Regions from separate parts of the Homo sapiens genome. Here regions 1 and 3 are each linked to region 2. A link is a contact called in ENCODE Hi-C or POLR2A ChIA-PET data. All regions are on one chromosome and are shown on one strand. Each heading gives the region's core, a stretch centred on a gene start or an enhancer-like site at or near the end of the contact. The rest is flanking DNA. Distances are from core to core; before and after follow the strand shown. Region 1 holds the start of PPP1R13B (protein phosphatase 1 regulatory subunit 13B). Region 2 holds the start of SIVA1 (SIVA1 apoptosis inducing factor). Region 3 overlaps PPP1R13B (protein phosphatase 1 regulatory subunit 13B).

Evidence for each region. Hi-C counts contacts between places; a loop is a spot of excess contacts on that map. ChIA-PET counts read pairs that join two places held with the same protein, here RNA polymerase II (POLR2A). Pooled maps may share reads with other maps.
Region 1: a map of naive thymus-derived CD4-positive, alpha-beta T cell shows a loop between it and region 2 (7-fold over the local background). The contact joins the promoter of PPP1R13B here to the promoter of SIVA1 in region 2. A Hi-C loop is called at or near these places in 2 of 168 maps with a recorded cell type or tissue (ascending aorta and naive thymus-derived CD4-positive, alpha-beta T cell), 1 of 37 single-sample maps with no recorded cell type and 9 of 50 pooled maps. POLR2A ChIA-PET finds 5 or more read pairs at or near these places in 1 of 52 experiments (Panc1).
Region 3: POLR2A ChIA-PET joins it to region 2 with 11 read pairs in HEK293. The contact joins the enhancer-like site here to the promoter of SIVA1 in region 2. POLR2A ChIA-PET finds 5 or more read pairs at or near these places in 2 of 52 experiments (HEK293 and Panc1).

What each region holds. Positions count from the first base shown.
Region 1 is chr14:103,844,798-103,848,913 of GRCh38, reverse strand. It overlaps PPP1R13B (protein phosphatase 1 regulatory subunit 13B), which reads left to right and starts at 1,339. Exons shown (of 17, transcript NM_015316.3): 1 at 1,339-1,615. The coding sequence starts at 1,607. PPP1R13B-DT (PPP1R13B divergent transcript) reads right to left here and starts at 1,193. Exons shown (of 3, transcript NR_038436.1): 1 at 1,171-1,193. RefSeq lists silencers at 780-849, 870-999, 1,020-1,459, 1,630-1,829.
Region 2 is chr14:104,750,477-104,754,439 of GRCh38, reverse strand. SIVA1 (SIVA1 apoptosis inducing factor) reads right to left here and starts at 1,293. Exons shown (of 4, transcript NM_006427.4): 1 at 1,121-1,293. The coding sequence starts at 1,238. The region is part of intron 2 of LOC107987209 (a long non-coding RNA gene); the gene reads left to right. RefSeq lists enhancers at 1,198-1,267, 1,278-1,327, 973-1,474, 2,178-2,267 and a silencer at 1,428-1,797.
Region 3 is chr14:103,826,557-103,830,668 of GRCh38, reverse strand. All of the region lies in intron 1 of PPP1R13B (protein phosphatase 1 regulatory subunit 13B), which reads left to right. Among named protein-coding and RNA genes, the nearest start is that of PPP1R13B, 19 kb to the left of the region's middle. Within about 2 kb of position 2,153, at least 4 of the 41 ENCODE cell types and tissues checked have a DNase peak (open chromatin) inside an H3K27ac peak, as active enhancers do.

The sequences.
Region 1 (4,116 bases), core at 90-2,589, 910 kb after region 2:
AAGCACACTACGATGCAGAGAAGATGCGGCTTGTTTAGGATCCCAGGCGAGGGTGTGGCGGAGGCGGTGCTGAACCAAGTCTGTCTAACTGGAAAGTCCACACTCGCAAACACGAGCCCCCGTGGCCTCTGAGGGACAGGGGTGGCTCCCCAGGAATGGGCTGGTGGGAGCTCCCTGGCCTCCTCCCTTGCTCTGCCCCCACTCTGCAGCAGCCAGAAGCCTCTCCGAGAACCAGACAGGCTCCAGACTGACCCTGACCTCGCGGCGGCCTTCTCCACTGGGCCGGCGCTTCCCAGGGCGGCTTACGCCTTCTGTGTCTGGGGCCATCCGCAGACCTTGCCTTCTGATGCCCGTGGGAGTTCGGTGCTGCCGCGGGGAGCACCTCAGTCCCCCTGTCTGCTCTCCGCCGCGGTCCGGGCGAATGGCACCATGTGGGGGGCCCCGAGCGGGTGCCTACCCCCCTGGCAGCCTTTACTGAGGGTCTGCTCAGGGCCCTGCCCAGGGCTCTGTCACTCCGGCGCTCAGGCCCGAGGGGGCGGCGCCTCTGGAGACGGGACTGCAGGGAGAGACCCAGGCCCTGGAGACGAGGACCGGACCCTCCCCGGGGACGCTGGAGCTGGACCTCGAGGGATGCTGGCGCAGGTGGGCACAGGTGGCACAGGTGGGCGCGGGGTTCTAGGCGGGAGATCGCTCGGGCGAAGGCCAAGGCTCGGGAGCTGGTGCGGGGGGCGCGGCCCCGAGAGCCGCGGAAGACGCCGGTGGGGGAGAAGCAGGTGCCAGCCAAGGGCGTCGGGCCGGGGCTGGTTCCGAGCGCGCGGCCTCGGGTCACATGCTCGCTCCGGGGGCCCCCCGCGCCCCTCCCACTGGCCTCTGGGCCGCAGCCCCACGGCGCGCCGGCAGCCGGGGGTCAGGCCGCGGTCAGAGTGCGGGCGCGCGCCGTCGCCGCAGGGACGCTCCCGGCCCACAGTCGGCCCCCGGGAGCCCGGGTTCGAGTCCCGGCCCTGCCGTGATCCGCTGCGGGACCCGGGCCGGCCCTTCCCTGTCGGGCCTCAGTCCTCCCACCGTCCGCGGTCTTCCCTAGTCGGGGCTCACGCAAGGGCGGGGGAGGCCACCGGTGCCCACTGCGCGTCCGCCCCTCCCCCGCCGCCGGGAGCGCGGACGCGCACGCACCTGGCCGCCGCTGAGAGCGAGGGTAGCGGGCGGAGCCGGGAAGCCCCGCCCCTCTCCCCGCCCCCGCTCCCACCGGGCCAATCAGAGGGGGCTACGGGACCCGTGCGGGGCGTCGCGCTGGGGGCGGGGCCTGCGGGGGCTGAAGAGCGAGCCGGGCGGGCGGGCCGCAGGCTGTCGGGCTGGGGCTGAGGCTGAGGCTGAGGTTGAGGCGGCGGCGGCGGCGGCCGGGTGCCCGGGACAGCGACGCAGCGCGCCGGCGGCCGCGACAGGGCCAGCGAGAGCCCCGCAGCCCGCCGCAGCTGCCGCCTCGCCGCGGCCGGGCCGGAGAGCACGGCGGCGGGAGCGCGGCCTTAGGAGGCGGCCGGAGCGGTGGGCACAGCTCGGCGCGGAGCGTCCTGTCAGGCGGCGGCCGAGGGCGTCGCGGACTCTCCCCGCGATGATGCCGGTGGGTGAGGGCGGGCGGGAGGTGGCGGCGGCTTCCTCCGCGGGCCGCTGGCCAAACCTCCTTCCTCCCGCGGCTCCCAGCCCCCGCGGGCCGGTGCGAGGCCGGGCGGGCGGGGAAGGAAGTGGCTGGGCGGGCGCGCCCGGCCGCGGCGCCCCCCAGGCGGGCAGGTGGGGGCGGCGCCGGGCTGTCAGCGCGGGGCCGGGGCCGCCTGCGGGCCCTTCCTGCTCGGCCTCCGCGGCCGCGGGGAGAAGCAGATGCATTTGGGGCCGGTCATCTCCTCGGTCCTCTCAGGTGCGCGGTCGGACGCTGGGGCACAGGTCTGGTGGGTGGCGCAGCTGTGACCCGCCTGAAACGAACGTTCTGGGGTCGCCCTGGGAGTCGGCGGGGTGGGCACCCGCGCCCGGAGTTCCCACACTCTGCAGGCGCATTCCCGTAGCCTTCGCGGTTGTACTGAGGAAAGGTGCCGAGTGCACGGATTTGGAGAGCCATCTTAGGAATTCCCTTTTCCCGTATCTGCAATGTTGGTTCGTTTTGCTTTAACTGGTTTGTTCTCCGTGTTCTGAAGGTTGAACGAGGTTCGTTTGTAGTGGTGGTGTCTTTGTCCTGCCCTTAAGGATGCTTTCGCCTAGAAAGACATTGGCCATTAGATTTGCCATCGTCCTACCGACCCTTCCCTTTACCTATAATCTGAATAGGAGGGGATGCTGAATTCTGATTTTTAAAAATTGGCTTTTTGGGAGGTAAGCATCATGACTTATGAAAAAATGTGGGACTGGTTGTACCCAGTTGGAGAGGTATTGGTTTTCTGAGCGCCTATATCGTAAGTAAAATTCTCAAACACGTTTATAGTAAAGTAACACAGTCATTTTTTTAACCTACAATACTACGTTGAAAATCACATTTCACAGGAAAGTGCAGTTTCCCTGCATTCTCTACTTGAATATTGCCATTCTGCTATGCTGCACCCAAGGACATTTAGATTAGATCCCCCTTCTTCCTCTTTGATTTCCTTTCTCTTGATAATCTCTTCTCCCCGTTTTTAACGGATTCCAGCATGTTTTGTAGCCGGCTTTCAGCGTTTTCCAAGTCTTAAGGTTTGATCTACTTGATCCTTAGGTCTTTCTTTAGCATCAGACTTGTTGGGTTTCTAAACATTTGGTTTTAAATGAATAATTGTCTTGTAATGGAAAGAGAATTGGATGAGCATCAGAAGATCTGGGGTGAAACGCTGGTTCTTCCACTTTTTAGCTATGTGACCTTGAAGAAGTCAAGGTCTTTGAGCCTGGAATTACCTCTAAAGTAGGGATAAAAATGTACCAATATCTGAGCGCTGTCCTGAGGATCAAATAGGATGATGTATCCAAAAGTGATGGTTGAACAGAATGTCATACAAATATTTATTATTCTTAATATGGCTTTGAATTTTCAATTTCTAACTTTATAAGATAAGGCATTTGGAAACTTCCCTCCCTAATTCTCACTAGCTAGATTTTGATGAAAGGCATTATGGTGTTTCAGAATTTTGAAAGTAGTTTTAGTTAAATCCTGTAATAGTTGATTGATGCATTCATACTGTGGTGGCATTGAAGGATATCTAGAAAAATTTTGGCTGGCTTCGTCGTTGTATAATGTTTAATTATAAATATCCTGCTAAGAAACTTGGCTTACATTTTCCATATGATTCATTCAGACATCTTACCTCTATTCCACGGGAGTAGAGTTTTGAGTTCCTACCTTCACAGGTTTCCTTTTTAAGAGGTTTGTTTAGCTGGGAATTGGGGCATTTCTTCGGATTTCTCAAAACAATAAAATACTGTTTTTTAAAAAAACAGGTCTATTACCTGTTTAAAACACCGCTTTTGTTTAAAAATGCCTTTTAGAAACAGATGGTATTTCTCTTAGACTCTCATGTATGGCTTTTACTTTTGTATTTCCTTTTTGATCCCTAAAAATACTACTTGTAGGACTGAGTCCTTCCTCTATTAACACAGTTGGAGTTGGTTGTAAATTTAGTAGGAGTTTTCAGAAATGCCATTCTTACTTGGTAATATTTTAAACTATCCAAAAATGTAAATAAGATTTTTCTCGATTTATTGTATATTTGGTATTCATCATGATGATGATGAATCAAAGGAACGTTGGGTCATATTTTGCAGTTTGTGTAGAGCAGTACTGTCCAATAAAAATGTAAAGCAAGCCACAAATGCAATTTTAAATTTTGTGGTAACTACATGAAACAAGTTGAAAAAGTACTAATTTTAGTAGTATCCTTTTATTAACTTAGCATATCCAAAATATTATTTTAACACGTATTCAATATGAAAAAACCACTAATGAGATATTATACATTTTTTCTGGTACTAAGTGTCTGAAATCTGGTGTGAATCCGGTGACAGTTTGCATTTTACAGCACACACCTCAGCTCAGACTAGCACATTTCCAGTGCTCAGTAGCTACATGTGCTTAGTGACTACCATATTGGACAACATAGGCTTAGAGTA
Region 2 (3,963 bases), core at 44-2,543:
CACGATTGCGGTCCTGCCACAGTTCCCACGGCATCATTCCCCTTACCTCCCCATGGCCCAGAATAGCACTCGCTTTCACAGCCCTAGCACACTGGAGACACCGCACAGAGGAACCTCGGGAGGCAGAGTCTTTCCCTCATTCCCAAGGCACAAGCGGCACCAGGTAAATCACACACCCCGGGTCATCCTCTAACTGCTCTACAGGTGCAGACTTTGTGTCCCAATCACTAGGCAAGGTAAGCTCCACTTTTTACCTGCCCCAGGGTATTAATCACCCCAGTCAGAGTGATGATCAATAAGATCAACACGCCTGAAATCCACAGGAGAAAGCCAGAGAAGGCCTGGGAGCTCACTGCCCTCACATCCCACCCAGAACTGGACACTGCAGCCACACGGAGTCCTATTTCGCTCTCCTGCTGCCTGGCTTCTGCCTCGCCCTCTTCCTTCCCTTCCTCTGCCTGGCTAACTCCTACTCGCCCCCACAGGATTCCGCTCAGACTGTTCTTCCAAGAAGCCTTCCGTGCCATCCCTGCAGGTGCGCCTGCACAAACCTGTGCCTGCCCCGACCACCTGTGGCGACTCCTCCTGCTGGTCTCCCCAACTAGGCTGGGGAGCTCCCGGGAGACGGGGCACATCTGTCTTGCCTGCCTTTGGTCTCCCGAGAAAGCCGCCGTGCCTGGCAGGGCCGCGCGCTCCATGAATACCTCTTGGGACAGGAGGGGCACTCTTCGGGTTGACTCCATGCAGGACGCCCCGCTCCCCAACCTCTCCCAGGACATCCTGCACGGGACAGTCCTGAGAAAGCACCAGGCGGGTGCCGCTCACTGCAGGGCGGCGACTAACCGGGATCGTGGAAGAGGGCGCGGGGGCTAGGGGCAGGGACCCTTTTCTTTCAGGCTGTTGGACAGGGTGGGCGAACGCTGGGGTCCTCACATCCCCCTCACTGACCCCAGCCCTGGGCGTGGCCAGCTTGTGTCCCCGCGGCCTCCCAGCTTCCGGGAACGCGGGGCCAGAAAGCAGGGCCCTCCAGCCCCCCGCTCAGGCCTCAGAGGGGACGCTGAGGCCCGGCCCGTTCCAGGCCCCGACGCAGCGGACCCTCGGCAGCCCGCCCGACACTCACCGAAGACCTCCTGCGAGTAGCGCTCGGCGCACACGCCGCGGCTCAACTCCCTCTGGCTCACGCGGACCTTGAGCTGTAGCGGGGCCACGTCCGCGAAGGGGCAGCTCCGCTTGGGCATGGCCGCGGGGCCGGGAGCTACGCAGCTCCCCGGCCGCCAGCCCCTTACCAACGACGCCGTGACGTCACAGCTGCGCGCCCATCCGCGGGCGAGAGCGGGTTTGAGGAGAGGGAGCGACGCGGCGCGTCATAGGCTGCGGGCGAAGTGGGAGGCGGGACTCCTGCGCGGAGCGGCGCGGGATAGGCCGAGGGAGAGATCGGGGGTGGGACTCGTGCGTCGGTGTACTGGACTCGACGCCGCGGGAAAGGCCAGGGGCCAGGTTGAGGATCAGGGTGGGCGGGTCCGTGGGAGAGATTTGTGCGCGCGCCGCTCAGGATAGGCGGGAGGAGAGACTAGGGGCGGGGTTCCTATGCGGCGCGAAGCGACGAAGGGTGGGAGCCAGGTCGCGGCATTCGGCTGCGCGGGAAGAGCCAGGGGGCGGGGGCGAGGCCGAGGGTCAGGACGGTGCAACGAGGGCGGAGCTTGTGCATCGGGGGCGGGCCTCGTTTGAGGATCGGCGTGGGATAGGCCAGGGCGACGTCGGGGCGGGTCTAGTTTGAGGAGCGGCGCGGGATAGGCCAGGGCAAAGTCTGGGGCGGCTGGGTCGGTGGCGGGATTCCTGTCAGCTTTTGTTTGGTTCCTAAACGGTAGACACTGGTTATAGTTCCTCATTTACTTCTCCGAAGTTAAGAGGCAGCCCGCTTCTTCCTAGCTCTTTTTTCCCCTTTAGAGACAGGGTCTCGCTCTGTCACCCAGACTGAGTGCAGTGGCAGTCTCGGCTCACTGTAGCTTGCGCCTCCCGGGCTCAGGCGATCCTCCCTTCTCGGCCTCCCCGGTAGCTGGGACCGCAGGCGCGCGCCTCCGCGCCCCGCTTTTTGGTTTTGGGTAGGAACGGGGGTTTTTCTGTGTTGCCTCAGCTGGCTTAGCTCCTCACTGTGGCGGTCTCCGCCTTCCAGAAGTAAAGGCGTGTGGGGGCTGCGCTCTGAGGGCCGCGTGCGGCTGCCGAGCGCCCCCGGGCGGGGGTATGCGCCGCTGTGTGGAAAATGTTCTTGCACAGCGGGTTCGTCTGACTTGGTGTCCCCATGCCGCGAGGTGCACCCGCGTCGTCCCTTCTCCGGGGTTCTGCTCACCAGAGGCGGCTCTCCCCTGCCCCGGCGGGTACAGAACCGACCCGTCCTGTGGCGTGGGCTTCGCCCTGTGAGAGATGACAGCGTGCTGGCAGCCCTCGCTCGCTCTCGGCGCCCACTCTGGCCGCGCTCGAGGGGCCCTTCAGCCCGCCGCTGCACTGTGGGAGCCCCTCTCTGGGCTGGCCGCGGCCGGAGCCGGCTCCCTCAGCTTGCAGGGAGGTGTGGAGGGAGAGGTGCGGGCGGGAACCCGGGCTGCACGTGGCGCTTGCGGGTCAGCGTGAGTTCCGGGTGGGCGTGGGCTCGGCGGGCCCCGCAATCGGAGCCACCGGCCCCAGGCAGTGAGGAGCTTAGCACCCGGGCCAGCAGCTGCGGAGGATGCGCCGGGTCCCCCACCAGTGCCGGCCCGCCGGCGCTGCGCTCGAATTCTCACCGGGCCTCAGCTGCCTCCCCGCGAGGCAGGGCTCAGGACCTGCAGCCCGCCATGCCTGAGTCTCCCCCCTGCCGTGGGCTCTTGCGCGGCCCCCTGCTCCGCGGCACCCGGTCCCATCGACCGCCCAAGGGCTGAGGAGTGCGGGCGCACGGCGCGGGACTGGCGGGCAGCTCCACCTGCAGCCCCGGTGTGGGATCCACTAGGTGAAGCCAGCTGGGCTCCTGAGTCTAGCGGCGACTTGGAGAACCTTTATGTCAAGCTAAGGGATTGTAAATACACCAATCAGCACTGTGTTTAGCTCAAGGTTTGTAAACTCACCAATCGGTACCCTGTGTCTAGCTCAAGGTTTGTAGATGCACCCATGGGCACTCTGTATCCAGCTAATCTGGTGGGGATTTGGAGAACCTTTATGTCTAGCTGTGGGATTGTGGACGCACCAGTCAGCACTCTGTGTTTAGCTCAAGGTTTGTAAATGTACCAATCAGCACTCTGTATCTAGCTAATCTGGTGGGGACTTGGAGAACCTTTATGTCTAGCTAAGGGACTGTAAATACACCAATCAGCACTCTGTGTCTAGCTCAAGGTTTGTAAAGACACCAATCAGCACCCTGTATCTAGCTCAAGGTTTGTAAATGCACCAATCAGTGCTCTGTGGGGACTTGGAGAACTTCTGTGTCTAGCTCAGGGATTGTAAACACACCAATCAGCGCCCTGTCAAGACGGACCAATCAGCTTTCTGTAAAACAGACCAGCCCTCTGTAAAATGGACCAATCAGCAGGATATGGGTGGGGCCAGATAAGGGAATAAAAGCAGGCCGCCCGAGCAGGCAGTGGGAACGTGTTGGTGTTCTGCCACATGTTTGGGGCTTTGCTCTTTCACTCTTTGGGTCCACACTTTTTATGAGCTGTAACACTCACTGGGAAGGTGTGTAGCTTCACTTCTGAGGCCAGCAAAGCCACAAACCCACCGGGAGGAATGAACAGCTCCAGACACACTGCCTTAAGAGCTGTAACACTCCTTGTGAAGGTCTGCAGCTCCACTCCTGAAGCCAGCAAGACCGTGAGTCTGCCAGAAGGAACAAACTCCAAACACGTCCAAACATCAGAAGGAACAAACTGCAGACATAACAATTTTAAGAACTGTAACAGTCAACTGTGAGGACCTAGTGCTTCATTCTTAAAGTCAGTG
Region 3 (4,112 bases), core at 904-3,403, 920 kb after region 2:
GGCTGGGGTTTTATTATAGTAGTTTTCAGTTATGAATACTTGGTTTGTATGTTTGGAAAACTACTGGGAGGCAGTAAAGAGTACAGATTTTGGAACAGACTATCTGGGTTTGAATCTCAACACTGTCTTTTCCTAGCCCTGTAATCTTGGGTGAGTTACTTAATTTCTCTGCGTCTCAGTTTCCTCATCTATAAAATGGAGGGCATAGTAGTACCTACCTCATTAGGTTTTACGAGTTTTAAATGAGTTGTTACATAAAAAGAACCTAAAAGAGGCTGGGCAAGGTGGCTCACTCCTGTAATCCTAGCACTTTGGGAGGCTGAGGTGGGGAGGTCACCTGAGGTCAGGAGTTTGAGGCCAGCCTGGCCAACTTGGTGAAACCTCATCTGTACTAAAAATATAAAAATTAGCCGGGCATGGTGGTGTGTGCCTGTAATCCCAGCTACTCGGGAGGCTAAGGCAAGAGAATCAGTTGAACTCGGGAGGCAGAGGTTGCAGTGAGCTGAGATTGCACCACAGCGCTCCAGCCTGGGTGACAAGAGTGAGATTTCATTTCAAATAAATAAATAAATAAAATAAAAATAAAAATACAGGCCAGGCGTGGTGGCTCATGCCTGTAATCCCAGCACTTTGGGAGGCCAAGGTGGGTGGATCATGACATCAGGAGATGGAGACCATCCTGGCCAACACGGTGAAACCCTGTCTCTACTAAAAATACAAAAATTAGCTGGGCATGGTGGCGTGCATCTGTAGTCCCAGCTACTTGGGAGGCTGACTCGGGAGAATCGCTTGAACCCGGGAGGTGGAGGTTGCAGTGAGCTGAGATCGTGCCACTGCACTCCAGCCTGGTGACAGAGGGAGACTGCGTTTAAAAAAAAAATAGTAAAATATTTAGCCAGGTGTGGTGGTGCTCACCTGTAGTCCCCAGCTACTTTAGAGGCTGAGGTGGCAGAAATGCCTGAGCCCAGGAGTTTGAGGCTGCATTGAGCTGTGATGGTATCATTGAACTCCAGCCTAGGTGGCATAGTGAGACCCTTGTGTATAGTAACTATACACTATAGATGTGTGTTTTTATCCTCAAAATATTTATTATCTTTAAAATGTCAGGCTGGATATGGGTGGCTCACTCTTGTAATCCCATCATTTTGGGAGGCCAAGGCAGGAGGGTTGCTTGAGGCCAGCAGCAGTCTGAGACCAGCCTGGGCAACAACATAGAAAGACCTTGTCTGTATTAAAAAAAAATTTTTTTTAAAAACATTAAATTATTTTGATTCACTATAGTTCAAAGACATTCTTGCTTTAGAGATTGCTTAATTTCACATAGGCATTTAGCAAGTTTTCACAGGTGAAGAAAAAAATGTTGAAGTGTCATTTTGTGAGGATGCTTTCTAATTGATGTCTTTAGGTAACTAGTTTCCTTGTTCGCTGCAACATTAACAAGCACAGCAGTAGTGTGATTAAATAAAGGATTTAGATTTATAATTAAAATTAGAAAAATTTTGAGAGGATGGTTTTTATCAGCATTTAATTAATACTGTTACAATTAAGCCACTCTTTCTCTCTGAAACACTTTAGAATCCTACTATGTCTGGGGAGACTTCATGGTTTTATCTTTTTTTGCAGTCAGTATATTTAACACACTGGATTATTTTGAGAGTCTCCACTTCTTTGTTAATAGAGTAGAAAAGAGTAGCAAAAGTAAAATAAAAATATAAAAAGATTACTATTTAGTACTTGGAAGACAGGTAAGAGGAGGACCTTTATCACCTTATAGAATGAAGACGCATGGCTGGAAACAACCAAATCTTCGTATGGTTCTTTGAATGTCAAGTTTTTGGCACAGAAGAAAGCAGCTCCTAATGGGGGATTCTTCAGTCCTGCTTTCATCTGCCGTTGATTAGCAGTCCGGCCCTGCTGTTTCCAGTCTGTCCTGTCTTCTTGGGACATAATCTGCCCACCCTCTCATTCCATCTGTGGCTTACTCCTTTCTGTCTTAACCTTCCGTGGCGTCCTTTGGGAAGTCTTTCCTGTTGGAGCAGGCAGCCCTTCTGTGGGATCTCGTGGCATTCTGCAGTTCTGTACCATAGTTTTCTGCTGTCCTTTCTCTGTGTCTGCTCCAAGTTTAGTGAGGGCAGAAGTTAGCTCAGAGCCTGGCCCAGGGCCAAGCTGGGCTGAGTAAAATTTTCCTAAATGAATGAATGAGTGATCCTGTAAATGTAACCAATTTATGTTACATAAAAGGTAACACTGCCTTACACTATGGGTTTTGGCTTCTTGCACTTTTTTTTTTTTTTTTTTGGAGACAGAGTTTCGCTCTTGTTGCCCAGGCTGGAGAGCAGTGGTGTGATCTCGGCTCACTGCAGTCTCTGCCTCCCAGGTTCAAGTGATTCTCCTGCCTCTGCCTCTCAAGTAGCTCGGATTACAGGTGCCCGCCACCATGTCTGGCTAATTTTTTTGTATTTTTAGTAGAGTTGGGGTTTCACCATTTTGGCCAGGCTGGTCTCGAACTCCTGACCTTGGGTGATCCACCCACCTCGGCCTCCTACAGTGCTGGGATTACAGGCATGAACCACTGCACCCGGCCGTGCTTTTTATACTGCCATGTCTTGCCATAAAACAAAAACATTAGAGCCCAATTTTAGTCTCTTTGTGTGGTTGGTTATTTGCCTCTGGAATTGAACAAACTCTTAAAAATCACTCTTAATAGAGAATACCTTATGGTCCAATTGGTTTCTTGTCCTTTTTGAGAGTTGCTGGTAGTTAGATACTAAGGCTTCTGTGGGATAACTAGGAGAGGAAAATGCTGTTTTTATAATAGCAATAGTAGCTGCTTATACTTTTGGTAATAAAGTCACAGTAGCTAAGTTCCATGATTAAATGTAATGGAAAAATGAACCTCAGTGTTTTGTTAGCTTTTTTTGTTAGGTGACAACCAATTGTTATCGAAGTCTCTTAAGCTGAAGCTTTATGGTTAATGATATAGTATATCATATCTATATTTATATATCTATAGTATTATATATACTTTATAATACTATATATCTATAGTATTATATATACCATATATCATACACCAGATATCACACTATAGATCTATAGTGTGATATATACTATATCATACTATAACTTTCTAGCAGTTTGTGATGTATTGGCTAATATTCAGAGGAGAAGTCTGGTGCTAGGAATTACTGAAACCAAAATTTTACACTACCATGAGATAAGAAATGGGTTTCTCAATGTTTTTGGAGGCTGTACTACACATCTAGATTTTTGCAAAATCTCATTGCTTTCACATTCCACTCTCCACCCCAAAAAGTATCTAGTACAGTCTTTTTTTTGGAGTCTCGCTCTGTCGCTTGGGTTGGAGTGCAGTGGCGCGATCTCTGCTCACTGCAAGCTCCACCTGCCGGGTTCACACCATTCTCCTGCCTCAGCCTCCTGAGTAGCTGGGACTACAGGTGCGTGCCACCACACCTGCCACCACACCTGGCTAATTTTTTGTATTTTTAATAGAGATGGGGTTTCACCGTGTTAACCAGGATGGTCTCGATCTCCTGACCTCATGATCCACCCGCCTCGGCCTCCCAAAGTGCTGGGATTACTGGCGTGTGCCACCGTGCCCAGCCTTAATCTACTTTTTTTTGCCTTTTTTTTTTTGAGATGGAGTTTCGCTCTGTCACCCAGGCTGGAGTGCAGTGGCATGATCTCCGCTCACTGCAAGCTCTGCCTCCCGGGTTCATGCCATTCTCTTGCCTCAGCCTCCCCAGTAGCTGGGACTACAGGCGCCTGCCACCACGCCCAGCTAATTTTTTTTTTGTATTTTTAGTAGAGACAGGGTTTCACCTTGTTAGCCAGGATGGTCTCTATCTCCTGACCTTGTGATCTGCCCGCCTTGGCCTCCCAAAGTGCTGGGATTACAGGCATGAGCCACTGCACCTGGCTTTTTTTTTTTTTTTTTGGTAGAGACAGGGTCTAGCTGTGTTGCCCAGGCTGGTCTCAACCTCCTGTCTTCCCCACTGTGCATGGCCTATACCTACCATAATCTAAACTTAACTGCTTTGTACTTTTGTTTTGAAATTTTCAATGTATTTCTTGTGATTTGAAGCTTTATT